Regions from separate parts of the Mus musculus genome. Here all the other regions are linked to region 1. A link is a loop called in an ENCODE intact Hi-C map of the cell type or tissue named here. Cell type or tissue: heart. All regions are shown on one strand. Each heading gives the region's core, and the rest is flanking DNA. Links, peaks and the distances in the headings are about the cores only. Region 1 holds the start of Thap11 (THAP domain containing 11). Region 2 overlaps Gfod2 (glucose-fructose oxidoreductase domain containing 2). Region 3 holds the start of Enkd1 (enkurin domain containing 1).

Region 1 (9,529 bases), core at 400-4,399:
GGGGACTAGAAGTATGGCTCAGCGGCAAGGCCTACTTGCTGCTCTTGTATAGAACCTGAACCCGTAAGGAAAGGTCATGACTGCCAGAAACACCAGTGTCCGGGCATCAAATGTCCTCCTCTGGTCTCTTCAGACACCAGACATACATGTAGGGTCAACCTCTCTGGACAGCCCTCTTGCCTTTACCATAGGAATACTCCGATGGCAGATGTAGGCCACTATGGTAGATTTTGATAATTTCATGTGCGCGCACGTGCGTATATACTTTTTGTTTTTGAAACAGCGTGGTGTGTAGCCCAAGCTGACCTCAAAATCCCTAGGTAGTCCAAGATGACCTTGAACTTCTAAGCCTCCTGCTTCCACTTCTGTTTGATTGCGTTACAGGTGTTTTCTTCCTTCCTTCCGTTCTTTTTGTTTGTTAGTATAGAACAGGATTTATTCAGGGCATGGGAAGGGGAGATGAGGGAGTAGACATAGAGGCAGAGAGAATAGAGGAGTAGAGGTCGCCCATGGGCACCTGGAGAGAGGGAGGAGGGCAATGGGGGGGGGAGTAGAAGCAAGAGCAGGTGAGCGAGAATACAGGTGTTTTCTATTGCACCCCGTTTAAATTTTTATTTTCTTTAGAAGTCTTGGGTTTTGTTGTTGTTTTGTTTGGGTTTTGTTTTGGTTTGGGTTTTTTGTTGCTTTTTTTTTTTCGTTGTTGTTGTTGTTTTTGGTTTGGTTTTTTGAGACAGGTTTTGGGTTTTTTTTTTGTTTTTGTTTTGTTTTTTGTTTTTTTTGAGACAGGGTTTCTCTGTATTGCCCTGGCTGTCCTGGAACTCACTCTGTAGACCAGGCTGGCCTCGAACTCAGAAATCTGCCTACCTCTGCTTCCCAAGTGCTGGGATTAAAGGCGTGTGCCCCACCGCCCGACTGTTGTTTTGTTTTGAGACAGGTTGTATGTAGTTCAGACTTGCCTCAGACTTTCCACGCAGCAGATGATGACCTTGAACTTGTGATTCATGCCTGTGGTTGCTGGGATTTGAACTCAGAACCTTCCAGAGAGCAGTCAGTGTTCTTAAACCCTGAGCCATTTCTCCAGCCCCCTTGAGCGACCCATGGCTTGTCAGATTTTCTTTGGCAGTCACAAGGGAAACAGATGTAGAGGACCCAAGATTAGAAGCAGAGACATGCAATATGATTCTTGCTTTTCACTAGAGATGCCAAGTCCAGAGGATAGGTAAGACAGTGCTGGGGAGAAATTGCGCACTTTGTTTGCTTTTGGTGCTGAAGACCAGGCACAGTCCCTACTTTCAACTTACTAGATATTATTTGAATGTCCATGAGTATGTTAAAGGCTATTTATGTACTGAAGGTAGAGTCAAATTGAGTATCTTCTTTAATGCTTTGTGGGTTTGAATCAATGTGATTCTTCCTCACAAGTTAAAAAGCCAGGCATGAGCAGGGCAGTGGTGGCACAGGCCTTTAATCCCAGCACTTAGGAGGCAGAGGCAGGCTGATTTCTGAGTTCGAGGCCAGCTTGGTCTATAGAGGGAGTTTCAGGACAGCAAGGACTACACAGAGAAAACCTGTCTTGAAAAACCAAAAATAAATAAATAAAAAAAATACCAAGCATTGTGTCCCATGCCTATAATGGCAGTGCTAGAGGTGCATCCCTGCAGCTAACTGGCCAGCCAGCCTAAAATGAAAAGGCCAGCCGGCGTGGTGGCATACGCCTTTAATCCCAGCACTTGGGAGGCAGAGGCAGGTGGATTTCTGAGTTCGAGGCCAGCCTGGTCTACAGAGTGAGTTCCAGGACAGCCAGGGCTACACAGAGAAATCCTGTCTCAAAAAAAAAAAAAAAAAAAGAAAAAAGAAAAGGCCAAGGGCCTTGAGGAATGAATGATACCCAGAAATTGACACTCACTGGCACACATATGAACATGCATAAATGCAAACATTACTCCCCCACTCTCACACATGATATATGTATAAACATATCTCCCATTACTTTGAATGTTTTTAAAATTAATAAATGTGAAAAATATTATACGATATTTATATATTGGTTTGTTTGGTTGGTTTTTGTTTTTTGTTTTTTTTTCGAGACAGGGTTTCTCTGTGTAGCCCTGGCTGTCCTGGAACTCACTCTTTAGACCAGGCTGGCCGCGAACTCAGAAATCTGCCTCCGCCTCTGCCTCCTAAGTGCTGGGATTAATGGCGTGTGCCACCAATTGCCTTGAATGTGTTTTCCCTTCACTGTCTGGCACATTGTAAGCAGCTAGTAGGGACATGGTTTAGGTCAGTGAGTCCATCCATGTAAGAGGTAGCTGAGAGTCGGGAGAGTGCTCCCAATATAAGAAATTGACTCCAGAAGTTCTTCTGGGAGGACTCGGGTTTCCTCTAGGCTAAAGAATGCAGTCCACTCCAAGGTACTGGGGGTCGGGGGTGGGGTGGGGTGGGGTGTTTTTTATAGCAAGCTGCAGAACCTCATTCAAATCCTGGTCTGCAGGAACTCCACCTCTCCTTTAGGAGGCGCTGCAGCCCGCGGCCGCACCAAAACGTTCTTCTGAGGCATCATGGAACTTGTAGTCTTTGTGTTCTTATACCCAGAGCGCTTGCGCTCACCAGGCACGCGCCCGGTACCATCAGGATTCCGGATCCTTGTGAAGGGTAGCCCATGCCATAACGTTCCATTCGAATACATTTTTACCTTTCGCTTAGGACGAGCTTCATCTGGAAAATAATCGACTCTGAACAGGATATCGCGGTGTCCAGGAAAGCCGCCGGAATAAGCCCGCCCCATCCCGGAAGTGAGAGGCTTCTGGCGCAGTGCATTGTGGGGGGCGTAGTCCTCCTTTCCAGGCGGTCCTTCGCGGCGTCCCCCGGGCCGACTCCGAAGCGCAGGCGGACGGCCGGGTGGGTAGCGCGGCGCGGGCGGTCCGCAACCATATTCTGGGCACGGGGCCTCGGCCCGGGACGACTGCGCCGGGCGGCAATAGTGAGAGGCCTCTGAGAGCCTCGCGCGGCGCCGCCCGTCGAGGAGCTGAGACAGGGGCCAGACCCGGCCGTCGAAGAGCTCGAGAGGCCGGTGGGCCGGGCCGCGCGTCGCAGCCATGCCTGGCTTTACGTGCTGCGTTCCGGGCTGCTACAACAATTCACACCGGGACAAGGCGCTGCACTTCTACACGTTTCCCAAGGACGCTGAGTTGCGGCGCCTCTGGCTCAAGAACGTGTCCCGTGCTGGCGTCAGTGGGTGCTTCTCCACCTTCCAACCCACCACCGGCCACCGTCTCTGCAGCGTCCACTTTCAGGGCGGCCGCAAGACCTACACGGTGCGCGTTCCCACCATTTTCCCGCTGCGTGGCGTCAATGAGCGCAAAGTAGCTCGGAGACCTGCGGGAGCTGCGGCAGCCCGCCGTAGGCAGCAGCAGCAGCAACAACAACAGCAGCAGCAGCAACAGCAGCAGCTGCAACAGCAGCAGCCGTCTCCGTCCTCCTCCACTGCCCAGACCACCCAGTTGCAGCCGAACCTGGTGTCTGCCTCTGCAGCTGTGCTTCTTACGCTTCAGGCCGCCGTAGACAGCAACCAGGCTCCGGGATCCGTGGTTCCCGTGTCCACGACTCCCTCGGGAGATGATGTGAAGCCCATCGACCTCACAGTGCAAGTCGAGTTTGCAGCTGCTGAAGGGGCAGCCGCCGCTGCCGCCGCCTCAGAGCTAGAGGCTGCTACGGCTGGGCTGGAGGCCGCTGAGTGCACTCTGGGCCCTCAGCTGGTGGTGGTAGGGGAAGAGGGCTTCCCTGACACTGGCTCTGACCACTCGTACTCCTTGTCCTCGGGTACCACGGAGGAGGAGCTCCTGCGCAAGCTGAACGAGCAGCGGGACATCTTGGCCCTGATGGAAGTGAAGATGAAGGAGATGAAGGGTAGCATCCGCCATCTGCGTCTCACCGAGGCCAAGCTCCGTGAAGAACTTCGAGAGAAGGATCGTCTGCTTGCCATGGCTGTCATCCGTAAGAAGCACGGCATGTGAATGGTTCCCCCCAGAAACCTGCAGAATTCGTGACTCCTTCCAGCCCAAGGAATCCTCAGGCAAATGTTGTACTCCCCAGTATTCCTGTTGACAGTGCCGAGGTTTAGGACAGCGGGACTCCAGTTGGTCAGTTGGCACCTTCTTTCGTCTCCTCGTGAAGTAAGAGTTGGGGACTTCAGAATCTGGTGACACCAGCAGTTATGACTTTGTCTCTCACTCCCCAGTTTATGTTGCAGATTCTGGTTATACACAGGCTTCAGAACCACTGAACTTGGAACTTACCCTGGAGGGGGTGCAGATGGAACTCTTAAGGGACTGTGGGTTTGAGGAAACCACTTCTTCAGGTTGGCCAGCAATCAGAGACAGCTTTGCTGTGTGTAGTGATAAGAGATCTCAGTAACATCGTTTCTCCTTTCCATGCTACCCGGTTCAGGTGCAGTCTGTGATTCTGATGGGGACTAGCTGATCTGTGCCTCTGTCTCTTAGGACCTCTCTACCCAGAAGGTCATTTATGAGAGGGCTCTGGGTGACTTGCTGATGGAGATCCAGCTCACCAGGGACTTAGGTTTATCTCGTTATGTTTGCTACTGGTTACAAATTCTATTTTCTGTACAATTAGACTGAAGTTTTCACTGTTTGGCAAAACAAATTAAACAAAAAAGTAAGGTTTTTATTTGGGTTTCGACTTTTTTTTTTTAATTAAAGCTAAGTGTCCTTGAAATGTGGGGATATAGATAGGTATTGGCCTATTTGAAAGAACAGGCTAGCCCAGAAAGTAGAGATGCTTTAAACAACTGGACCCGGTTTCTCCATAAAGCACATAGATCTTCATAAAGTCCCTTGTTCAGGTCACTCCGAAGAGTTTGGAAGCTGCACGAAAGGCCTTGGTTTGTCCATCATTGTTTCTCTGGATTGTTGTGTATGTGTACATACATCAATGTGTGTAGGAAGGGGGTGCCTGCCAGAGGTTCTATACAGCCCTTTCTTTTTCTGGAGACAGGGTCTACTTGGGGTTGGCGACTTAGCTGATTGGTAGAGCACTTGCCTAGCAAGCACAAAAAGCCCTGGGTTCAGCCCTCAGTTCTGGAAAGGGCAGGTGGGGTGGGGCGGGTGGGGCGGGGTGTCTTCTCACTTGCTTGGGTCTCACCCAGAGATAGGCCACATGGTCAGCTAGTGAGTCTCAGGGAATCTGTGTGTGTGCCTCTCAGTGCTAGGATTACAAGTTTGCATCACCATGCCTATGTTTTGTTTTTTTTGTATTACATGGGTTCTATGGGTATGCTTGCAAGGGAAGCACTTTCCCAACTCAACTATCTTCCCATCCCTTCCCTTGACTTTTTAAGCCAAAAGGTGAAAAGGAAATGGGAATTGATTTGTTCCTCTAGATTCTTTTTTTTTTCCTTTGGTTTTTTTACGAGACGGTTTTTCTCTGTATAGCCCTGGCTGTCCTGGAACTCACTCTGTAGACCAGGCTGGCCTCGAACTCAGAAATCAGCCTGCCTCTGCCTCCCGAGTGCTGGGATTAAAGGCGTGTGCCACCATGCCCAGAGTTCATCTAGATTCTTGATAGTTTTTTTTCCTTTAGGAGTGGTGGGGAAGGGTTGAAACAGGGTCTCTCTCTGTAGCCCTGGGTAGTCTGGAACTCACTTGGTAGGCCAGGCTGGCCTCAAACTCAGAGATGTACCTGTCTCTGACTGAGATTAAAAGTGTGCACCACCATGCTGGGCTTAATTTCGTTCTTGAATTCTCATCTACAGTTGAAGTTTGTTTACTATCTCACCTCTTGGGACGTGTAGTGTCTGGAACACATGTGGATGTAATTAACAAACCAGTGAAGTCCAGAGCTAGAAGCAGCCTCGGCTCTTTCAGGCACCAGCGACTTGTTACAGATACATTCATTCCCGTATACCTTCATTGTGAAAGAGGTAGGTGAGCAGAGGGCATTAAGGAATTGGTTTGTAATCCCTACACTGGTTTGGCTGCCTCAGTTTTTAGATTGGACATTGGACAGGTAAGATGGCATTTTTATCTGTAGTTGTAAGTAATTCAGCTCAAAGCTAATGGGGAGACCTGAGTGACTTTTTTTGTTTTTTCGAGACAGGGTTTCTCTGTATAGCCCTGGCTGTTCTGGAATTCACTTTGTAGACCAGGCTGGCCTCAAACTCAGAAATCCAACTGCCTCTGCCTCCCAAGTGCTGGGATTAAAGGTATGTGCCACCCACGCCCAGCAGGATGTACTCTTTAACTATTGATTCATCTTTGTAGCTCTGTAGATGCCTTTTAACATTACCTGTTTCTGTGACTGTTGGGACATGCGTGTACTCTACCTCCTTAGGCTCTGGCTCTGTTAAACTTGACTATGACTGTAAGCTGGAGTGAACCCAAGACACCAGGGTCTACTTCCCTTTTTGTCCTTTGGCTCTGAGTTGGGAAATGGGTCTTGAGAAAGCTGCAGTATTAGCCAAGCATGGTCGAGCACGCCTTTAATCCCAGCACTCAGGAGGCAGAGGCAGACGGATTTCTGAGGCCAACCTGGTCTACAGAGTGAGCTCCAGGATAGCCAGGGCTACACAGAGAAACCCTGTCTAGAAAAAAACCAAACCAACCAACCAAATAAACAAACAAAAAGAAAGCTGCTGTATGTGCTGTATAGGTGCCCAGTTTAGGAAGAAGCTACATCGGCCTCTTAGGGTTAGCTCTGGCTTGTGATCAGGTGGTGAAAACACAGCAGTGTATTTTCAGGCTACCAACCAATACCCTTCCCTTAGAATGGGGGCTTCTCTCTCCAGCCTGTCCTTGAGTTCCTGGTCTTCCAAAGAACAGATGCTGTCACCTTGGTTCTTTTGAACCCATTAGCAACATTCCTTGGATCCTTCATCCTGTCTCATGATTTGCTTGTGTTTTGTTTTCTTGGTGGGGTCAGGCTCCTGATGTGTCGCCAACAGGGTAACATGGAGTTCTTAGTGACCAAGCAAAGTGGTCTGGATAGACAGAGGATTTTTTTTCTCTTTTTTTTTTTTTTTTGGTTTGTTTTGTTTTTCGAGACAGGGTTTCTCTGTCTCCTGGAAGTCCTGGAGCTCACTCTTTAGACCAGGCTGGCCTTGAACTCAGAAATCTGCTGTCTCTGCCTCCCAAGTGCAGAGATTAAAGGCACGTGCCACCACTGCCCAGTTTAGACAGGGGCTTTAATCAAGAAGCTTAGCCTGGTTTTATCAGTCATCTCCAGGAGGTGGGGTGAGGCTAAGAGGGCAAAACAGAAGTATTAAAGAGTCTTCTGACTAGGAAGATAGGGGTGTTTGCAGCCATTTTCCTTTTCTGTGGTTCTGTGGGTTGGTAGCAGAGCCATTTGCCCAGCACAGGCGGGACGGAGAGGCGTTACTTCAAATATTTGTGTCACCCAGGAAACTGAAAAGGATATTGAAAGTAAAGGGGAAGGGGTGGGAAGATTATTTACAGTCTGGCCATTTAGGAAAATTACGTTTCGCCAGTTATCTTTCAATAAAAATTAAAGTTGGAAGGTGAGCTGGCTCCGTGGGTCGCTAAACCTGAGAGAATCTGATTTCAAGGCCCCCATGGTGGAAGAACTGACTCCAGAAAGCTGCTTCTCTCCTCCACACCCATGTCGTGGCTCATCCCTCCTCAACACAAATAAACAAACAAAAATAGTTGCCCTGTCTGCTCCAACAAAACAAGTAAACCTGGAAATCAAAAAAAGAAAACCCTCACGATTCTGTTTTTAAAAATACCTCTCTGTACACGTGAGGTTAACCTCTCCAACTATGGGCCCACCTTAGATGAGTGTTTAGAGTTTCAATAAAAACCTAGTTACCTTCCAACCAACTTTGGGATAAGTGGCTTCCTCTGAGACACAGCTAACTCATTGAACAAGAGAGGAGTGGGTTTCGCCCCCGTGGGTTGATGCTAGAGGAGCAGAGCTGGTAGCCAGGGCGCCTAAAGGGAGTAGGCTTTGGACTAGGGGCCTAGGGAGGGGCTGCTGGGACAAGCCAGCCAGCTCCAAGCTAAACCAGGCTCCCATGGAGGCGGGGTCAGGCTCCATAGGCCACATACACTTAGGCGGGGCCAAGCCAGCTGGGACCCAGCTACAACCGAGACCTGATCCTTGCCTGGCGCCAACTCCGTGTTCCAGAGGCTTCCGCTAGACCACAATTCTCAGGGGCTCACCCGGACCGCCTCCCTCCCTAACTTAGCCTCTCCTCCCGCGCTGCGAGCCGTGGCTGCGCCTCTGCGAATGGCATTCTGGGAAATGTAGTTCTAGCTAAGCTCACTAAGGCGTATAAGGAGCATACTGGGACTACGTTTCCCTGAGTGCAGCGGGACGGGCGAGGGAAGGCAAGGGGGAAGGGACAGTCGGTCGCAGACCGCGCTGGGTTGCCGCCGCCGCTGCCGCCATCGTGCCAGCCCCACGGGTGAGTGTTGGGGCCAGCGCTCCGGGGCGGGGGCTGGGCCGCAGGAGCCGCGCTCTAGGCCGCCGGGAGCTTCTGCTTCGAGGCCCTGGGAGGCCCCTCCCCTCTTCACACCCCCACGGCGGCCCGAAGAGGCACGGGGCCCGCACCATGTGTCGCGCGCGGCTCCGCCTACCGCGGATTGTCTGCGGCCGCGGCCCGGGGAATGCTGAGAGCCTGATGGACGGCTGTCCGGGCCACCCTGTGTCTTGGCTGATGGCCAGATCTTTTTCTTTTGTCCGGACGATCAGGATAGCTCTCAGGGCCCGGCCCTGTGTGGCCTTGCCTGGCTTGCTCGAATCCTGCAACCTCTGCAGGCAGGTTGGCGGGCCGATCCCAGACCCACGTCCCACCACCCGCCGGCGAAGATCCGGGGATGGGCAACGCCACCCAGCTCGCTCCAGAGCCAGCATGGGTAAGGGTGGCCCTCCTGCCGCTGCTGGGGCTTGGGACCATTGCCCGGTTCCAAACCATAGCCCGGCTAGGATGTAGGTGAACGCTTCTCTGCTTGATTGCCTGCTGGGAGTGCACGAAACTTAACCTCTACCTCGGTAGAACCGGTGCTGCAGTGTCCAGCATGGAGGACAAGGGCAGGGATTCTGGGGTGGGAGGGGATGCCTCGTGGGACTTTACCTCTAGCTAGTCCTGGAAAATAAGGACCTAGTATCTTTGGAGAGGCAGCTCCAATCTTATCCATGACTAGACTCCAGCTCTGGGGTGGGTTGTGTGAGCCTCCAGTGTTTTTGTTAGATTTCTCAGTCAGGGCCCAATTCTAAAGTACGTTAGAACCTCCTAGAGTTAGCAGGAAGATGACTCCTTACTGAAGTGATGAGGTCGGATTTAATTCATGAAGAAATGGACTCCATGCTTGAGGTTTTTGAGCCCAGAGAAGGTGGAAGGGGCCTTGTGCCTATGGCACTGGCTTAGACTGTTTTTGCCTTTTGAAGTTGTTTTGTAGATCTAGAACTAGAAGTCACGATGTCTGCTTTCTCTTCACGTGTGCTAGGGCTGCCTGTGAACAGTCAAGAAGCTGGATGGGTCTAGAGAAAGTAC
Region 2 (10,774 bases), core at 31-4,030, 140 kb before region 1:
AGGCATGGAGGCCAAAGTAGAGGAAGATACAGAGGCTGACAGGACCAGAGCAGCTAAAAACATCTAAAGGCCACCACCTCATGCATGGCCTCTGGTCACTGGATGGGGGTGATAGAGGCCATGGCAGAATGGACGTGCTCCACTTTCCTACCATCATTCCAGGCTGCTCCCTCCATTGCAAGCCTCTCTAGCTGCTTTCTGGCCCACAGCAAGGTCACGGACAAGCTATAATGTCAGGACATTTGTCTCTCCATCTGCCTCCTGCCAATGATCACATCAGGTGATACTGTCTACCCGGGCCATGCAGACACAAGCTTGCCTACTGAGATGACCACTCATGATTTGGAATGTTTCAGAGCTAGACAACTGAGTTTGACTTCCTTATTTTATGACTTCAGTAGATGCCTGCAGATATGGCTTTATGGTAAACTCTGGGGTCCTGTCCTGTGCAGAGTTCTACAGCATCTATGAACCAAGGGACTCTTGTCTGTTGTAGCATGCATGACTCAAGCGTACCAACATTTCTTCTTTCGGTTCTCCAGGGCTGGAGCGGCAGGGATCTAGTACCACGAAGACAGTTCATATTTATGCTTAGAGAACAATTCCTGAGGCCCAGTCCTGTACTTAGCATGGTGCATAATGGGTGTGGTCTGCTTTCCTAGCATCTTTCCAATGCAGCCAATGGGACAAGCATTGCTATGGTTAGATGCTCATGGAGGGGCATGGATGAGACTGGGAGTGCCATTTACCCTAGGGAGAAGCAATACCTAGAGAAGCTTTGTTCCTGGAGAGCCTTTCTGGCCTGAGGTCACCCAGGGACAGAACAGTCTGGGTATGGAAGAGGCCCACAGGAGGGCTGCTTAGTGTAGTGGAAGCAGAGAACACGGCTAGGAGGGACTCAGGCTGCACAAGCATGAAGGAGTGTGAACAAGCGGGAGTCCTATGATAAACTACTGTAGCCTAAGAGACTTAAGTGGGAGGAAGGAGCCAAGCTCTACTGTAGCCTAGACTGAGGATAAAATGTTATCTCTTTATGCTGAGAGCCACATCTTAGTTGCCTTGCAAAAGAGCATCACAATAATCGCCTTGCCCTCACACGTCTTGCTGCCTATCTGCTTCTGTACATGCACTGTGTTTAAAACGTGAAGAAAACAGTTTCTTGCTAGAAGTCTGTAACCATGCAGACTATCAATCACAAAGCCCCACCAATCAGGAGAATGGCCAAAGGTGACACTGTACATCCAGCCAATATTGAGTGCCTGAGACAAGATATCCGGGGATGACCGAGGTAAGACAGCTGAGTTCTCTGTCACTCGAGTGCAGATTGGTGGTGTCTTGGGGGTCTGCTTCTCTCATAGTCTGACATTGTTGAGAGATTGCTTATGAAGCAAAGAACAAGGAGTGAGCTGTTGGTGAGAGGTCGGAAGCGGGTATCATGACTTTGTGAGTAGAAAGCCTAGATTTACTTGGAGGTCAAAGACCTTTTTTCAAGTGGAAATTTTTTAAAATTATCATTTATTATATGTAAGTACACTATAGCTGTATTCAGACACACCAAAAGAGGGCATCAGATCTCATTACAGATGGTTGTGAGCCACCATGTGGTTGGTGGGAATTGAACTCAGGACTTCTGGAAGAGCAGTCAGTGCTCTTAACCGCTGAGCCTTCTTTCCAGTCCTTTTTTAAAAAAAATTTTATTTATTTTCATTTCATGTGTATTGTTTTTTTGCCAACACATAGGTCTGTGTGATGGTGTAGGATCCCCAGAACTGGAGTTATAGTCAGTTGTGAGCTGCCATGTAGGTGCTGGGAATTGAACCCAGGACCTCTGGAAGAACAGCTGGTGCTCTTAACCACTGAACCATCTCTCAGCCACCCCAACCCCCTTCCGGAGGTTGAAGACTTAACAGGCATTTTGGAAATTCTCATCTGGCTGGGATCTATCAAAGGGCTAACTCAGAAGAAACTTCTACCTAAAAGCTGCTGCCTTCTTCCAGTAGGGGGCGCTGCAGGACAAGTCTAGAACTAGTTTGGCTCACTCGCTCAGGGACTCTCACCATCTGGGCCATAAAGGCTCAGCTCACCTCATTCTTAGTGACTGCAAGTTCTTGTTCCAGGGAGGTGGGAAGTTGTCAGGGGTCTAGATCTAGACTCTGAGAGGTGCCCTCAAAGTCCCTGTGTCTTCATAATAGTAGTCCCGCCCCATGTCTACTTACCCCCTCTTCCAGCACTGGGAGGCGATCTCTGAGCACGAACATCTCTAAAACCTACCCAACATTTCCAAGTCAGCAAAAAACACTTTTCACAGGTACAGCTTTGGTCTTCCTGGACATCCTCAACTTAGGCGGGATCTTGGCATATTAATTAAATATACAAGGGCAGCTGGAGCTGAGCTGAGTGGGCTAGAAATGGCCAGTCTTGTTAGCTTCCTGAGGGTGGGCACTGTGCAGCGCCTTCGTCGTTCAAGCCAGGCTGAATCTTGCTGCAGAAAGTCAATGAATGCCTAGGTTTCTGAGAGAAGATTCCCCAGGGTTGGAATAAGGGCACCTTAAGGTTAGGAGCTAAAGTCCCGACCTAGTAACTTTGCCTCTGCTTCCCCTGGTCAGAGACAATAGGCATAGATTTTGTTTTCCTTTGAGACATGTTCTTGCTACGTAGACCAGGCTGGCCTTAAACATGGTTTACTCTGGAGAGCCAGCCCAGCAACAACATTCCAACCTTACTTTGCCTCACAGAGACGATGTTTGAAATCAGGGCAGCACGGGGACATAGGTCCGATGGTTTCTATAAGTTGGGCCAAGAGGAAGAGGAAGAGGAAGGCCTCCCTAGGCCTTTTTGGCAAGGAGCCCAGACAAGGGGGAAATCTGAAGAAAGAACAGGCTTCATTGAGACATCATAATCCAGCAGATGACAAGGGGAACAAAAGGGGCCGAATCCTCCACCTTCAAGTCCCCACCCAGCTCCGACCTGTCCCAGTTAATAAGCACAGCTGGTGGCTTGCTGGCTGACTCAAGTAGTGCCAGTTAAACCTGTTCCAAAGGGTGGCACAGGCCCCTTCCTCCTTAAGCTCCTCCCGAGGGCTCTCCTGGAGCCAGCCACACCACAGCTTCCATAACAGAACCGCGGGGCTGGAGATGGCTCAGCAGTTAAAGGTTCAGTTCCCAGCACCCACTTCTTGCACTGGGAAATCTGATGCCATCTTCTGGCCTCTGTGGGCACCTGCACTCATGAGCTCACACAAACATAGATACACATACAGACACATAAATATATAATAAATCTTTAAAAAATAAAAAGAGCAAGGTGTGGTGGCACATGCCTTTAATCCCAGCACTTGGGAGACAGAGGCAGGTGGATTTCTGAGTTCGAGGCCAGCCTGGTCTACAGAGTGAGTTCCAGGACAGCCAGGGCTACACAGAGAAACCCTGTCCCAAACAAACAAACAGACAGACAGACAGACAGAGAGACAGACAGACAGATAAAATAAAAAGAACCTCTCATGACATCCAGGCTAGGGGTCCCCAGGCTCTCATCCTGTCTTCTCGGAATGGCAGGTTTGGCAGCAGCCTAACAGGGAGCCTCATATCCTCTCTGCTGCAGATATTTGGAGAGCGTTTGGGAGCCATATTCTCATAGCTGCTCTGGAGCTCGAGCTCGTGAAGAAGGGAGAACAACAACAGATCTACAGCCATAAACAAGCCTTCCATTATTAAAGAAATCCAACCCCAAACAAACGACCACACACCATGATGTCAGTTCTTTTCTGACTTATTTACTGACATTTCTCAGATGTTCTACAGTTCCCCTTTGTCTTCTCTCTGCCAAGTTGCCCCCCCCCCCCAGAGTTATGTATAACACAGAAACCTCCTTTTCTCTTGGAAGGGCTTGCAAGGGGGCTGAAAAGATCAGATCGAATGGGAGGGTGGGGGAAGATCCCTAAGGGATGACCTGTCACCGCCTTCTCCAGTCCTGAGATGCCCTGGTCCACAACAGGCAAGGTTTCTTGCCATCTACCCTAAGGACTCAACCAAGCTAGTTCCTGTTGGGTTTTCTCATCCTGTGAGACCACAACTCAGCCTGAAGAGCCCATATTGATCTTCATTGGCCCTGCTCACTGGCAGAACCACAAGGGGTCAGGCTACAGCTCTATCCTGCACACACTGCTAGCCTAAGCTATGACAGCAGGTGCGTCATAGCTAGGGGTCCCCAGGCAAGTCTGAGGAATCAATGATGGATGGATGGGTGTTTTCCTTGGCCACCTTCAGTTGGCTCCTAACCCTGGCCCAAGCTGATTTATTTAAAAAACGACACCGTGTCTCTGCTACAGCCAATCCCAGGTCCCAGTGCCCTCCCTGGAGCCTCTGGCCCTTGGGAGGAAGCGCGCATGCGCAGGTTCACAGGTTGTTCCGCTGAAGTGTTTCACTTAGATTCTGGTTGGCATCTGGCTCCTCTGCCAGCATCTCCACAGTCTCCCACTCCCCAGACCGGCTGGACCTTTTAATAGCATCTACCACGCTCTGCATATACAGTCCGTCCTCGAATGAGGCAGCCATAGAGACAGGGGTGCGGTCCCAGGTACGGCGATCCCCCTGCCCCTGGAAGGACTGACGCAAGGCCTGAACCATATAGACCATACCTTTCAAGTAAAGCAGTGGGACATCCTGGGGACCTTGCTCAGGGAGCCCTGCGCCCACAGCCAGAGAGTCTCTCACCAGCAGCTCCTCCTGTGCAGCAGAGTTCTTCTGCCCATAGAGGTCAGCTCCCCGGGCAACAAGGCGCCCTGCGGAGCCCACTACCATGACCTCATGCACAAAGGCACCTGGCATGTTGAAGTTGAGGGTCACTGTGCTGCATACCCCCCCACCCATGAGCATCTGGAAAAAACAGAAGTCATCACTGGTGACATGGCGGATGCCACGGATGGTGGCATTCTGCCTCACAAAGGTCTTGAGGAGCCCGTGCACCTTCTCGGCTTTCTGGCCAGTCAAGTGGGTCAACAGGTCCACGATATAGGTACCCATGGTGTGCAGGCCCCCGCCCCCCATAAGCTCGTCACAGATCCAGCCGTAGCTGGGGCTGAGCAGGCTCCCGGAGTAGATGCGAGCGTCGCAGATCATCACGGCACCCACGTAGTGCTCTGCAATGAGCTGTTTCATGCGCACGAAGGCAGGCAGGAAGCGCAGAACGTTCCCCACCAAGCTCATCAGCTGTGGGTAGTAGCGAGATGCGGTCACCATCCGGAAGGCGTCCATGGATGTCGCTGCCTTCTCACACACCACGTTCTTCCCAATTCCTATGACAAAAGACAATGGGAAATTTTCAAAATTCTTTGGGGTGGGGGGGAGGGAGAAACAATCTTTTGTTTGGTTTTGTTGTTGTTGTTGTTTTGGTTTTTCGAGATAGGGTTTCTTTGTATAGCCCTCTTTCCTGGAACTCACTCTATAGACCAGGCTGGCCTCGAACTCTGAAATCCGCCTGTGTCAGCCTCCCAAGTGCTGGGATTAAAGGCATGCCCCGCCACTGCCGGGCTTGTTTATTTTTTGGACAAGTTTCTCTAGGTAGCTTTGGCTATTCTAGAACTCGATCTGTAGACCAGGCTAGCCTTGAACTCAGAGATATGCCTGTCCCTGCCTCCCAGGTGCTGAGATTAAAGGTATGTGCCATCACCACACAAATTTATTTCTCAAATCCGATAAAGTGGGATATGCCTATAATCTCAGCATTTGGGGTGGGAGTGAGGGTGGAGGCAGGAAGATTACCTAACATTCAGACCACACACACACACACACACACACACACACACACACACACACCCCTCCAAGGTAGATGACCTAGGAATGTTGCTTATAGAAAGAAACAGGTGATCTGGAACAGAGGGAGGAGACTTAGAGCGCATTGAAAAGGTCTCGGTAACTGCAAGAGGAAGTCCTTTCAGTAGTGTGGTGGGCACTGAGATGGCCAGGACCAAGGGAGGCCTGACAGGGGAGTTCCTGGGACTAACAGAGCAGGGACAAAGGGCATGCAGAGAGGGGGATGCACCTATATCAAGACTTTAAGGCAGGGAATTTAACATCCTGGGTGCATGCCAGGTGTCACGGTTTGAATATGCTTGGCCCAGGGAGTGGCACTATTAGGAGGTGTGGCCTGGTTGGAGTAGGTGTGTCACTGTGGGTGTGGGCTTAAGACCCTCACTCACCCTAGCTGCCTGGAAGTCAGTTTTCTGCTTTAGCCTTCAGGTGAAGATGTAGAACTCTAATTCTGCCTGCCCCATGCCTGCCTGGAAGCTGCCATGCTCCCACTTTAATGAAAATGGACTGAACCTCTGAACCTGTAAGCCAGCCCCAGTTAAATGTTGTCCTTTATAAGACTTGCCTTAGCCGGGTGGTGGTGGCACCCAAATCCCAGCATTTGGGAGTTAGAGGCTGGCGGATTTCTGAGTTCGAGGCCAGCCTGGTCTACAAAGTGAGTTCCAGGACAGCCAGGGCTACACAGAGAAACCCTGTCTCGAAAAATAAATAAATAAATAAATAAATAAATAAATAAGAAAGAAAGAAAGAAAGAAAGAAAGAAAGAAAGAAAGAAAGGCTTGCCTTGGTCATGGTGTCTATTCACAGCAGTAAAACCCTAACTAAGACACCAGGCTAAGACACCAGGACACAGAGCCAGAGAGACTATGTGGTATTTAAAGTGATCTGGGAAAGTAGCCAGACAACAGCCACCATTCCCTCCCAAGACATTCTAGGGGGAGGTTCAATCCAAAATGGGGATCTGGAGAGTCCTTTCCTCAAATCTCCCCCCCGTCTAAATTCCCTGGGTCAAAAAAAAAATTCACTGGAGGCACCTCATTCATGCCACTTTTAGGAAGATTTTGTGTCTGTGTGGTGTATGCAAATATATATATGCTTGAATGTGGAGCTCATATGGAGCTGGTCACATAATGCATGCCCACGGAGGCCATAGGGTAACATCAGCTGTCTTCTTTTCCATTTTTTTTTTTTTAATCTCCATATATAATTATGTAGCCACATCTGGCATGGAACTCACTCTGTAGACCAGGCTAGCCTCCCAGAGCTCCTCCTGCCTCTCCCTCCTGAATGCGGAGATTCTAGGCATGTACCTACACACCAGGCCACGTTATTTTTGAGCACTGTCTCTCACTGGATTTGGATACACTGGTGGCCAGCAAGTCCCCTATCTCTAGGACATCTGACACGTGCTGCTGTGCCCTGCTTTATGTGGGTGCTAGAAATGCTGGGAACCCTGGCTCAGGCTCTCATGGCCAGCCCTTTCCCCCAGCCCTCATACATTTAACTTTCAATACACCCTGTGGAGTTCATCACTAAGCTACACCCAGGGTCTAAGCCGTCCTGACTGCCACTCTCTTCATTCAGGTGGCTACTGTTCTGTTTTTCCAGGATTATACCAACAGTCATTTCTTGGAAGATGAGCCAAGAGGATCAGGAGTTCAAGGCCACACTCAGCTATCCCAAAGGTCACGTATTGGTCTCTGCTTCTGCTGTGGCACCACAGTCAGCTTGTTACAGTTTGCATCCTGACATTCTTCATAGTCCATGAGTCAAAGGTTTGGTCCCCGACACTTGGTGCTCCCGGGAAAGGAAACCTCTGGACAGAAGCAAGGCTGCTAGAGGCTGTTCCTTTGTGCCAGCTACTGAGTTCCTGGCCATTTATTTCCCTATTCTTTCTCTGTGCCTCCCCACTGCCAGGATGAAGTCAGCTTTGCTCCTAAGCTGGATCAGGTGGCTCAGACTTGCCATCATAGCAACTGGAGGTTGAAACGGAAGGGTCATGAGCTTGAGGCCAGCCAAGACTACAGAGTGAGAGCCTGTTTCTAACAGACACACTGAACAGCCTTGTCCTACCACATGCTCTTTGCCTTTCTCATCTAGCCCACAAGGTTCCAGAGAAGACATAGTTACCACCATGGCTAAATGGCTAAAACCTCCATCCAGCAAAGCAAACCTTTCCCCTTGAACTCACAGAGAGGCCCCTGCCTGCTGCCTCCCGAGTGCTGGAATTATGTTCTGACACTTCCCTGCGAGCCCTTCCTTCCCTTTGCATATCTCAAATATTTTGTTCTAGTGATGGGAATCTAACACAAAACTTAATATGGTTTTCAGATTAACTTCTCCCCCCCCCCAAAAAAAAACCTTTCCAATAGATTTATATCTCAATCAGAACAGAAGTCAAAGTCCTGGCAGCAAGCATGGTTAACACATGCCTGTAATTCCAGCGGTTGGGAGTCAGAGACAGGGGAACTATGCGTTGGAGGCCAGCCTTGACTACACCAAAAGGCCTTGTTTTAAAAAGAATTAGGGCTGGCAAGATGGCTCAGTGGGGGCTTGGGGGAAGCGCTTGCTATATAAACTGATGACTTAAGTACAATAGCTAGATTCTATGGTAGGAAGGAAGAACTGACTGCAGGAAGTTTGCTGAGCCACCCACCGTGTACTCTGTGGTGCGCGCGCACATACACACACACACACACACACACACACACACACACACACACACACACACTCATACACACACAGACACAGACACACACAAACACCCTATATATACATATACAATAATAAACCCAGCATGCTCTAGGGTCAATCCCCAGGCACTGAAAAACCACAAAATAATATTAGTGGTCCTACTGAGAGGACCTTGATTTCTGACCAGAGACCCTTCCAACCTTTTCCTTTAGCTCTTCTCCCTACCATGGTCCTTCCTCTGTTCACCCTTTACTGGCCACCCTGGAGATGGCGCAGCCGTGTTTAAGAGCTTTGTGGTCAGAGAGAGGCAATGATTATTAGCACCAAAGAGTGGACAGGACAGGTAGATCAAACACCATCACAGCCAGGGAAGTCTTGAGAGGGACGCCTTCAAAGTTCCTGATTCTGATGGAAGCCCATCTTCAACAGCTTGTGCTCCTGGGCGCACAAGAGCCATCCAGATGACCTTCCTGGTTCCATAGGTGCTGTGTGGTTTGAGAGGCACAGCTCCAAACCTTGATGTCCCTGTCCTGGGCCCTTACTGTAGCCCACACCACTCTAGGTGTGCAGATCTACAAGAGCCCTGCTGTTCGCAACTTTGGTTTAACGCGCTTTCTGAGTGTCTTTGGGTGAGACAAAGACTGGGTACAGATGACTTCCGGTGGATCGCACAGCTTATCCTGATGGATGGAGTCTGTCCATAGAATCCATGCTGCCCACAGGCTCAACATGGTCATCTTTCCCCACAAACACTGGCTACCACTGACTATAAATCTTGTAGCAAAAAAGAAAAAAAAAAGCTCTCTTAAGCTCTTACCTCTTATTCTCATTTCTAGCTCTCCTTCTCCCCTTCCCTCCACGTGGCTGGCCTCTCTCTTTCTACCTTCTCTTTCTCTCTGCCTTTCTACAATAAAGTGAAGAAGAAGAAGAAGAAGAAGAAGAAGAAGAAGAAGAAGAAGAAGAAGAAGAGGAGGAGGAGGAGGAGGAGGAGGAGGAGGAGGAGGAGGAGGAGGAGAAAAGAAAAGAAGAAGAAGAGAAGAAAAGAAGAAGAAGAAGAAGAAGAAGAGAAGAGAAAAGAATACACGTGACTGATGTCTCCCACGATGGGTGGCCTCCAGTCTGCCAAATAGCCAAAAAGTGCCATGTATTAGTGATAAACTTGAGCACCAGGGCCAGAAATTTCTGTCATCAAAAATGTTCTCACTTCACACTGGATGACTGGCATCCCCTGTCGATGTGTGTGAGTTTTGTCTGGGTTTGGCTTTTTGCCTTTTTTTTTTTTTAACTGTAAAATGAGTCAACCCACCCTCCAGGGAAGATGACTGAATTAACTGAGATAGCGAAGGTAAGGCACCTGGCTCGGTACAACCGTCAGCCGCTCACTTTTGCCTTCATCACAGGAGAGGATGAACCAACACGCACTAGAGCAGAAGGGCCTCCTCTAACTCAAATGTTTAAGATTCATCAATGCTTGGTGGCACACGCCTTTAGTCCCAGCACTCAGGAGGCAGAGGCAGGCAGATTTCTGAGTTCGAGGCCAGCCTGGTCTACAAAGTAAGTTCCAGGACAGCCAGGGCTACACAGAGAAACCCTGTCTCGAAAAACAAACAAACAAAAAGGGATGCTTGCCCCCTCTTTCTCCCTCTCCCACTCGTTCTTCCCTTCTCTCTTCCCTTCCCCACCCCCCCCTCCATGTGCTCACTTTTCTGTGCCTCTGCTACCCTCTTAATTCCCCTCCCCATGCCCTGAATGAACTCTGTTCTATACTATACTGGTCCCTCAGCATGGGCCCGAGGAGGCACCCCTTCCCCCATACCTGACTACACCTCCATAGAACATATCCTCTCTCCCCTTCATCTTTTTATAAACACATCGGCTACAGTTTCCAGGCAGAGTTTCTGTGTTTACTATTTTGAAATGCTTTTCCTTCTTTTGGGGGGAGCATGGGCTTGAGGTAAGATCTTACTCTGACGGCTACCTTCAAACTTACCTCCCAAGCACCCTGACCCTTGAGCCGTCCACAGAACACTTATCATCAACACATAATGGAGCCTCAGGATGCTGACCCTTTCTGCTACAGCAAGGAGCACCCGTAGAATATGGCGTCACTGCGTCCAGTGATGTCAGGCCAGGATCCCCTTCCACTTCCTGCTCTTCTCCAGACAACTGAAGCTTCACAACAGGTGCTGGCAGGATAACAAGACAATAGCTCGCTAGCTCACTGTCGCATGGCAGGGCACGGAACAGCATGCCCAGGGCAGGGGCCAGGCTTT
Region 3 (8,848 bases), core at 4,709-8,708, 150 kb before region 1:
ACTCTAGAGCCGGAAAGGAAAAGGCAAGGACTAGATTGGATGAGAGCGATCCAGGTTAGGAGGCTGCAGCAGAGAATGGGGCCTGAAGCCACTTTGGCTCTGTGTAAGACCTCCAGAATTTTCCTAAAATGTTGCCGTAGTTTCCTTTACAAAATGAAAATGACAGCACGGACAACTTAATAAATGTTTGTTCCCTCATTCTGCCTTCGGATTGGTCGAGTCCTTTTTGGGACGCTCGAACCATAGCGTAATGACGTAAGAACAGAGAAAGCCCTCTCTGCCTCCGTCTCCGTTTCCTAGGAAACGTAGACTCCACGTTTCTCGGTGTCGCGTCCCCCTTGACGTCATGGTTTGGGTGGGAGGGCGGGGCGAGTGCTACCGCCAGGGGCGGGGCGGCTCGGGCCAGCGGGCCGGGCTGTGCACCTGCGCCTCGGCGGGCTGCTGTGGGGCACTGTCCCCCGCCCGCCAGGCCCTGCAATGGCCAGGCCGCAGAGGACTCCGGCGCGCAGTCCCGATAGCATCGTCGAGGTGAAGAGCAAAGTAAGGGCTTCTCTGGTCTCGGCTCTAGCCACTGCGCTAGGGCTCCTAATTCCCTTTCTCTCCCTTATTAGTTCCTTGGCTCTCCATCACCTCTTTCTGTCCTCCATCCTCCGTCCTATTCTGCTTTTCTGTCTGCCTCCCCTCATCGCATCCTCCCTCCCACTACGGACTTCCAGAGTCCCTCTGTGGCCTGGGTATGTGGAGAGCAAGGGAAAGACCTTGGACAGTGTCCCTTGTACTGGAGCTGAGGTTTAAGCCTAAGGCTGCAGCTGTTCCAGCAACCTTTCCCTCTCCTGACAGCCTCAGTGCTGTGGTGAGAAAGGGGCTTGGGATGTCCTGACACTCCGTTCCCTTTCCCTCCCGCCTCCAGTTTGACGCCGAGTTCCGACGCTTTGCACTACCCCGCACTTCGGTGAGAGGCTTTCAGGAGTTCTCGCGATTGCTGTGTGTGGTACACCAGATCCCTGGCCTGGACGTCCTGCTTGGCTATACGGATGCTCACGGTGACTTGCTGCCCCTCACCAACGATGACAGTTTGCACCGGGCCCTGGCCAGCGGGCCCCCACCTCTGCGCCTCTTGGTTCAGAAACGGGGTGAGGATGGGGTACAGTGGGCAGCTTTCTTGGGTTAGGGTGATAGGACAGGTATATCAGGGTAGATCATACCCAGGGCCCCCAGGCTTTATGTTCTGTAGCCTCTGCCCTTGGTCTGACCTCCAAGTAGCAGGAAAACAGTTGACATTGTCCCTATCACAGGCCCAATTGGGAGAAGTCTCTAATCTTAGTCCCCCCCCCTCTCCTGCAGCAGAAGGTGACTCGAGTGGCCTGGCTTTTGCCTCCAACTCTCTACAAAGGCGCAAGAAAGGGCTCCTGCTACGACCAGTGGCACCTCTGCGCACCAGGCCACCCTTGTTAATCAGCTTGCCCCAAGATTTCCGCCAGGTGTCTTCAGTTATAGATGTGGACCTACTACCTGAGACCCACCGACGAGTGAGGCTGCACAAACATGGTTCAGACCGTCCCCTGGGCTTCTACATTCGAGATGGCATGAGTGTTCGCGTGGCTCCCCAGGGCCTGGAGCGGGTTCCAGGTATCTTCATCTCCCGCCTGGTACGTGGGGGCCTGGCTGAGAGTACAGGGCTGCTGGCGGTCAGTGATGAGATCCTTGAGGTCAACGGCATTGAGGTGGCCGGGAAGACCTTGGACCAAGTGACGGACATGATGGTCGCCAACAGCCACAACCTCATCGTCACTGTCAAGCCTGCCAACCAGCGTAATAATGTGGTACGGGGGGCATCTGGGCGTCTGACAGGGCCTTCCTCTGTAGGGCCTGGGCCTACTGATCCTGACAGTGACGATGACAGCAGTGACCTGGTCATTGAGAATCGCCACCCTCCCTGTTCTAATGGGCTGTCTCAGGGGCCCCTGTGCTGGGACCTGCAACCTGGCTGCCTACTTCCTGGTGCTGGCAGCTCTCTGCCCTCCTTGGATAGCAGAGAGCAAGCCAATTCTGGCTGGGGGAATGGCATGCGAGGTGATGTTAGCGGATTCAGCCTCTGACAGGCAAAGATGCAGCCCTTGTCACTTTAGGCTGCGGGAACATGGCCTGGACTTTCCAGCTGGGTAGAGAAGATTAGCTTGCTCACAGAGCCCTCTCAGTCTGGTGAACATTAAAGGTTTTCTACAAATGTAGATGTGGTCCTTCTGTGTCCCAGCCCCGATCTCTTCTGATCCTGTACGTCTGCCTTCTTCCCTGGACATAGGCAGGAGGGCATCCTATGGTGGGTGATGCAGCAGGAGGCCCACTGGGCTTAGCATTTCTAAGACAGCTCCTATGGAACACAGCCACTGTGTACAAAAGGTTTAATTTTGACAGAGAAGTTGGGAGGCTGGTGGCCCTTCTGCAGCCCCTGGTGACTAAGAAGTGCTTTCGATTCTGCCCACCCCAACGCTCCTGTCTTTGAGCTATGACAGGGCTTGAGTCTGCCCTTGGCAGCCACGTGGTGATCCGCACACATATCTCCCTGTTACTCTTGGTGGGTACCAAGCGGGGAAGGACTAGGTATCCATCTTCACAAAGACTTTGGGTCGGGAAAAGATCTTGATAGCCTCTTCTATTTGCACCAACTTCCGGTCCAGTTCAGCACGATGACCCTGGGCTCTCAGCGAGTCTGCCCCAGCAGGTAATAGTACTAGCTCACGTAGCAGCTGGCTCTGGCCTACAAAGGGGCACGGAACCAGTGAGTGTTGGGTAGGGATGCATGGTTCTCTCATGGGCTCCCTTTCCGCCACCCTTGCCCAAGTACTCACTTTGTAGCAGATTGTTCAGGGTCTCCAGCCGCTGATTCTCAGGCATGAGTGTGTGGCCCGGGGGCATGGACGGGTCTGGCTGGCTACGCTGGCGAGCTTCCGCTTCCTTCCGCCACAGGTCCCTGCGTTCCAACAAGCTGTGAAGGCAAGGCCCGGGGCTGAAGACACTAAGACACACTGGTTCTCAGCCTCCACAGGGGTCTCTCACCGCACTTGACAGCGCACGGGACCTACTCACTAATGGGGCACATGGCCTTTCTGCGTGGCGTTGTAGCGCTCCTGGGCTTGGCGCTGCTGTTCCTGAACCTGTGCAAGGACCTGCAGGGAGCGGGAGTGGCGCCGGGGGGCTCTCTTGGCAGCTAGGGCGTTGCGACTAATGAAATCCACGCCTAGGCCGGGTCCCTGCAGAGACATGGCAAGCACGGTGGAGACCCCGTGGCACTACATTGCACCTCTGTACCGACTCTACCCGCGGGACTCCTGTCAAATGGTCGTCAAGTCCCCACAGACCTGCTCTCTCACCTTAGCTTGGGGACCTGGAAGGGCGAGCTGAGGACTGGAGGCACGGGATGGTGGGAGCCCAGGGCCACAGCGGGAGTGTGCCCGCAGAAAGTGGGCAGGTTCTGTCACAGAGGTGGGGCCAAGCTCCTGGAAGGTTGGGTACGGTTCGGCATTAGAACCAGGGAGGTTGAAGTTAAGGTTCTAACCCACAAGGCCATCCCCCTTTCGGTCCCTCCTTCCTCTAAGAACTTTTCTATGCTCATCTCTGTGGGTCCCCTCCTGTCTCTTCACAGCCTTAAAAAAAACAAAAAAAAAAAAAAAAACAAAAAAAACCTACTACTTCCTTCGGCCTCATTTACTACCACCCTTTCCTCCTAGCTAGCACCCGAACATTACAAAGGGCTGCCTCCAAGCCCCCAAGACCAAGGGCTGCTCCCTTAGACGTACTGTCCTCGATTTGATTGTCAATAACATTTTGGGCTCACCAGTGAGACCCAGAGCTGTGTATCCATCTGCTTCCTGGACACAGTCCTACCCCCTGGCACTGCCACAGATGCTCCAGCCTAATTCCAGTCTCATGTGACCTTGTCCTTTCTCTCAATCCTGAGTCTCTTTCAGGGTCCCTGGATAGAGAAATAGTAACTACCTCCAAAACCTAAGTGCTGCTGCCTGCCCCTGTCCTCAGGAAAAAAAAAAAAAAATGTAAGAAATAGCGGTGCATGCCCGTAGTCTCAGGAGGCTGAAGGAGAAAGAGTAAGGGTTTAGGGCCAGGATAGGTGATGGAGAGAACCCAAGGAGAGCCTGGGGCTAAAGAGCAAGCTATAAACTCAAAGAAATGAGCTGAGAGTGGTGGTCCAAACCCGGTAGACTAAGGCAGGAAAATTAGGCCAGTTCAAGGCCAGCCTGGGCTACATAATGGGTTTGAAGCTATTCTAGGCTACACAGGGAGACTCTGTCTAGAAACAAAGTAGCAGTGGAGATAGTGGGGTGGGGGTGGGGTATGGTTGGGGGTGGGAGTAGGAAACAACTCAGCAATAGCACAGGACAGTTCACAGCTCTCTGTAACTCCAGTCCCAGGAGGCCCATCCCCTCCTCTGGACTCTGGTGCACAGACAATCATGTAGCCACACAGACATGTAATTTTTTTTTTTAATCTCAAAGAAGTCATGAATGAATTAAAAGAAAAAGAGAAAGTAGTGTGGTAGTGAACACTTTTAATCCCAGCGCTCAGGAGGTGGACAAAGGAGAGTTAGAAAGTCAAAGAGTAGCCCGGCGTGGTGGCCCATGCCTTTAATCCCAGCACTTGGGAGGCAGAGGCAAGCGGATTTCTGAGTTTGAGGCCAGCCTGGTCTACAAAGTGAGTTCCAGGACAGCCAGGGCTATACAGAGAAACCCTGTCTCGAAAAAAAAAAAAACCAAAACAAAAACAAAACAAAAAAGAAAGTCAAAGAGTTTGAGGTCAGCCTGGGCTGCGTGAAACAGAGACACAGAGATAGGGGAACCGAGAATGAGTTAGCAGGAAGGTCGTGGGTATATTATATGAGTACCTAGTGTGCATGTGTCTCACGATTCCATCTCCAATATCACATGTAACTAGGTAACTTAGGTAGTTCTTTCAGATATGTACCCTGCTGGCTTTCTGTTCAAACCTTCTGCTTCTCCCCCTTACAAACTGAATTATGCCCACTATGCCCATTGCCCCTACTCCCTCTGATGCCAGAATCTACCTGTGGGGTTTTATCTCTGTGGAATGTTCTCTTCCTCTAGCCTAATCCTTGACCTGATGCCATCAGCTCCCCAGAGAAAGTCCACCCAGATGTCTTAGTCTTTTGTGATCACCATCTCCCCCAACGCACGCACTCATGAACGCACGCACACACATGCTCTGTAAGTTAGATCAGATATAATTGCCTTGGCCAAGATGGATAGGTCTGCCTCCCTGGGACAGATACCTTCATCCTGGCCTTGACTCGAGACTCCACATTGTCATACTTGGGTGAGCGCCACAGTGCCTTCAGTGGCTTAGGCTGACCCTGTTCCCGGCTGCGTTCCTGGTCTTGGAAGCGCCTCTGAATCTCTTTGATCCGCCTCAAGTTTTCCTTCTCATGGTCCTTTGGATTCTTCCCTGGAAGGGTGCAGGGAGGAATATTGCTAGGGACAGCCCTACCAAATGGCCATGCACCTCGGACTAGATCGAATATAGATTCACACCCTACCCTTGGCAGAAAGACCTCTCAGACAATCTGGGAGATGTCTGGTAGAAGAGAGGCCCTGGGTTCACACACACATACACACACATTTTTAAATACAACCAAGGCCTCTTCATGGAAGTTAGACATCATACCCACAGCACAGTTATCAGCTTATTCCCTTCCACAGTCACCCTCCTGGTTATCTTCTACATTTTATGATTTAGCATACCATTAATCACCGTGTATATTATACACATGGCCTGTCTTGTTCATTGCCTCCAACTGTGACTCCCATACTCCCCCCGCCAATTTTTTTTAAATTCACACATCCCAATTGTAGCCCCTCTACTCCCAGTCCTGCCTGTGCCAAATCCCCCCCCCCCCATTACCCCTTTCTCTTCTCCTCAGAGAAGGGGAAGCCTCCCTTGGATACTACCCTACCCTGGGACGACTCCCATACTTTTTAACCCCGTTTTCCTAACAGCTACAGGGTTTGGCACAAAGTAGGCACTAAGTAAACAATGCTCCATCAAGGTGTGAAAGCTTGAAGCGAGGGCTTTCTGCAGAAGGATAGACTCTGATCCTGCCAGGAGGTATTGTATTTTGCCCTTCTTTTATGCTAGAGAAACTAAGACCCAGAAAAGAACATTAACTGCATGGGCTCAAGGCAATTAAGAAGCACCCTATTTTAATCTCTGCTTTTGACCTAAGAATGCCTCAATACCCCGTCTGCAAGGACTTACTCTTAGGAGAGACCCCCGAACCGAGGGAGATGCACCCCAGTTGCAGCAGCACGTCCCCCACGCCTCGCTGGCCACGCTCTAGGATCTCTCGGGCTTCAGGCCTGATGCGAGGGCCACGAGGAGGACTGGAGTCCAGGTCCCGACCTGAAGTCAGCAGGTCCAGCTTCAACGCGTTTCCTTCCAGGCGTCCTTGGGCTGAGGAGCAAGACGCGGTGGAAAGCCGTGCTCAGGGGTGGGGCGGGGTACTCGCCCCGCCGAGGCACCCCGCAACTCACCCGAGGCCGGCCGCCGGTAGTAGTCCGGGCAGAGAGTGGGGTCTGGGGGGATGGGTCCAGAGATGCGGGACGGGCCCTCGCACATGATCCTACCGCAGCCCTGCAACAGTGCACCAGGGCCTGTTGCGCTGCGCAACTTTCCCCTCTAATCCCTGTCGGGTGCTTCCACCCTCCACCCGAGCCCTGCATCCCCGCGGTAGCCCCCATCACCGAGCCCCACCCCTCGACGACCGCCCGTCTCTAGGCGCAGACTGTACCACCGCCCCGCGACTAGCCCACTGCCCAGAGGGGTTCGCCGCCCCTCCCCCGCCAAGCCCCAGCGAGGGCTCTCACTGGAGCAGTTTTACCGCCAACTGTTGCAAGCCGGTAGGAGTTGCTGTTGCTTGGCAACAAATGGCTTCCTGAGGTCAGGGGTCAAATGACTAAGGCGAACAGCCTTCTGGGGTTTGTAGTTCCAGATGAGGAGTGATTCTAAGTCTCGGGTCTCAACAGGAGCCTTACCTCTCAACCTGTCTCCCCTACCAGCACTGAGTACCAGTCCAGCCCCGCTCTGGGCCTGAGGTTTTCTCTGATCAACTGTCGAGGGATGCACTGATTCCTCATAGCCTATGGCCTCAGAAGGGGCCAAGAGGCAGCCAGAAACCCAGAATGGGGCAGCAGTAGGGTTAGCCCAGGTTGCAGAGAGCCTTGAGGTGACTTGGGCATTTCAAAGCTCGGGAGATGGAGGGGTAGGGCAGGAGAGGTGGGACTCTAGGTAACCCAACCCTCTAACTGCCAGGCCAAGCCCTACAAGTAGAGAGGCCTAAGCTGGTTACCTTCATATTTTGTGGCCAATATGTAGTTAGGAGACACCACCACCCCCCCAACCAAGGGAGATGTACTCCAATTGCAGCAGCTTTGGGCTTTGAATAACTGATCCCCACAATACTTTGCCTGGCCATCGGCTCCCAATGACCTATGTGTATCTTCTAGTGTCCAGGAACAGAAGAGTGTCTGGTGCCGGCACATGAGACCTGCAGGAGCCCAGGCGAAGACAAGTGTCCCGTGGGGCACAGCTTAGAGCCAGAGCTCCAGGAGGAAGGAATAAAGGTGGGAGAGGAAGGGCTCAATGCAGGGGTGGAAGCAGGAGAGGAGAGAGGACCCAAGCCTACGTCATCCATCGTGAGACCAGCTCATGGGCCCAAGAGAAAGTGAGAGGGCTTTCGGAGGGAAGGGCTGGGAAGGTGGGTCTTATGCCCGGAGATTCCTAAATCCCCATTCCTTCAAGGCAGAGATTCTTGTCTTTGACCAATACCCCTCACTCCCAACTCTAGAACTTGGGGGCTGGGGGGTTGGTATGGATTTGGGACTTCTAGATCTTGCAAGGAGACTGAGCTACCATAAATGCTGAGCCTCTACTGGGCTTGGAGCTTCACTGTCTAAGAAATGGACAGCTAACTAGCTCTAGTGGACAGGCAGGGGTAAGCCCTAGGCTCAAGATATAGGAACCAAAGACTGAAGCCTGCCTCTTTCAGGCCTCTTGTCCCAGGTTTGGGTTCCCCAGCCCTCCCAGGGCCAAGCACCATGTCCATCCTAGGTCAGAAGTTGAGCTGCCACCGGGGGTGCTGCAGAAGAAGGAGGAGCCAGAAGGCAGCCACAGTGAATCCTCACTGTCCTCGAAACAGCACAAAAAAGCCAAGAAACGCAAGAGTGGCGGGGCTCCTGTGCCGCCCGCTGTGGCCAGCGCATCCGCACCCGCCGCCGAGACCTTGGGGTTGGAGCGTGAGTGGCAGTCCCTGGGCTCTTCTCTTGTTTTCTTTGTCTTCTGAGGCTGACATGGCACAGCCTGGTGTTCTAGCCTTTGCTCTGCCTTGGGTTCTTGCAGGAAAAGCCCAGCGCCTGCGGCCACTGTACCAATACATCAACTACTGCAACCCAGAGCTGAATCAGGAGGAGGACGGGGACAGGGAGCCCGAGGTAGAGCCTGAGGCCGAGTTAGCACTGGTTCCCGAGGAGCCGGGCGTGGAACAGCTGCAGCTGCAGACCTTGCTGCCCGTGGCAGGTGAGCTGGGCTTAGGCCTTGCTTTACCCTGCCCTAATCCGTTAGTGCCACTGACCCATAATCTTCCTCCTCTGGTAGAGGAGGTTGGAGAGGAGCCTGGGGGTCTGTCTAGTCTGAGGGTGAGTGGCAGCCTCAAGGCTGAGGTGGATAAGACGACGCAAGTGGATATCGACAAGATGTTGAGTGTCTGTGCTGCCCCTCTTGTGCCCCCTCTATCCCCTCAGTACAAGTGACCATCTAGCCACTG

The links. Hi-C counts contacts between places; a loop is a spot of excess contacts. Peaks named below come from ENCODE experiments on the same cell type or tissue, not always from the same donor. Only the 100,000 strongest peaks of a DNase experiment are listed, where the experiment ranks them.
Region 2: a loop joins it to region 1, with 2.7 times the contacts of the local background. A loop is called at or near these places in 5 of 42 quality-filtered maps.
Region 3: it touches region 1 in a loop (2.4-fold over the local background); 5 of 42 quality-filtered maps call a loop at or near these places.

What each region holds. Positions count from the first base shown.
Region 1 is chr8:105,852,266-105,861,794 of GRCm38, forward strand. It overlaps Thap11 (THAP domain containing 11), which reads left to right and starts at 2,838. Exons shown (of 1, transcript NM_021513.2): 1 at 2,838-4,685. The coding sequence starts at 3,096. The coding sequence ends at 4,013. It overlaps Nutf2 (nuclear transport factor 2), which reads left to right and starts at 8,268. Exons shown (of 5, transcript NM_026532.4): 1 at 8,268-8,440. It also overlaps a transcript of Cenpt not described here. In heart, for the core only: a CTCF peak has its summit at 2,523; DNase peaks (open chromatin) are centred at 2,816 and 3,716; H3K4me3 peaks cover 2,308 bases; H3K27ac peaks cover 2,356 bases.
Region 2 is chr8:105,712,358-105,723,131 of GRCm38, forward strand. Gfod2 (glucose-fructose oxidoreductase domain containing 2) reads right to left here. Exons shown (of 3, transcript NM_027469.5): 3 at 1,687-5,293. The coding sequence ends at 4,395. Among named protein-coding and RNA genes, the nearest start is that of 4933405L10Rik, 9.5 kb to the left of the region's middle. In heart, for the core only: a CTCF peak has its summit at 1,998 (motif pointing right); DNase peaks (open chromatin) are centred at 2,014 and 2,914.
Region 3 is chr8:105,701,264-105,710,111 of GRCm38, forward strand. Enkd1 (enkurin domain containing 1) reads right to left here and starts at 6,945. Exons shown (of 8, transcript NM_198299.2): 1 at 6,894-6,945; 2 at 6,561-6,660; 3 at 6,286-6,480; 4 at 5,303-5,475; 5 at 3,372-3,497; 6 at 3,088-3,251; 7 at 2,850-2,986; 8 at 2,389-2,758. The coding sequence starts at 6,645. The coding sequence ends at 2,598. It overlaps 4933405L10Rik (RIKEN cDNA 4933405L10 gene), which reads left to right and starts at 7,026. Exons shown (of 4, transcript NM_027655.2): 1 at 7,026-7,252; 2 at 7,533-7,750; 3 at 8,137-8,321; 4 at 8,398-8,848. The coding sequence starts at 7,169. The coding sequence ends at 8,834. It overlaps Pard6a (par-6 family cell polarity regulator alpha), which reads left to right and starts at 384. Exons shown (of 3, transcript NM_019695.3): 1 at 384-540; 2 at 911-1,133; 3 at 1,345-2,231. The coding sequence starts at 478. The coding sequence ends at 2,099. In heart, for the core only: no CTCF peak of the experiment used is centred there; a DNase peak (open chromatin) is centred at 6,848; H3K4me3 peaks cover 2,060 bases; H3K27ac peaks cover 1,500 bases.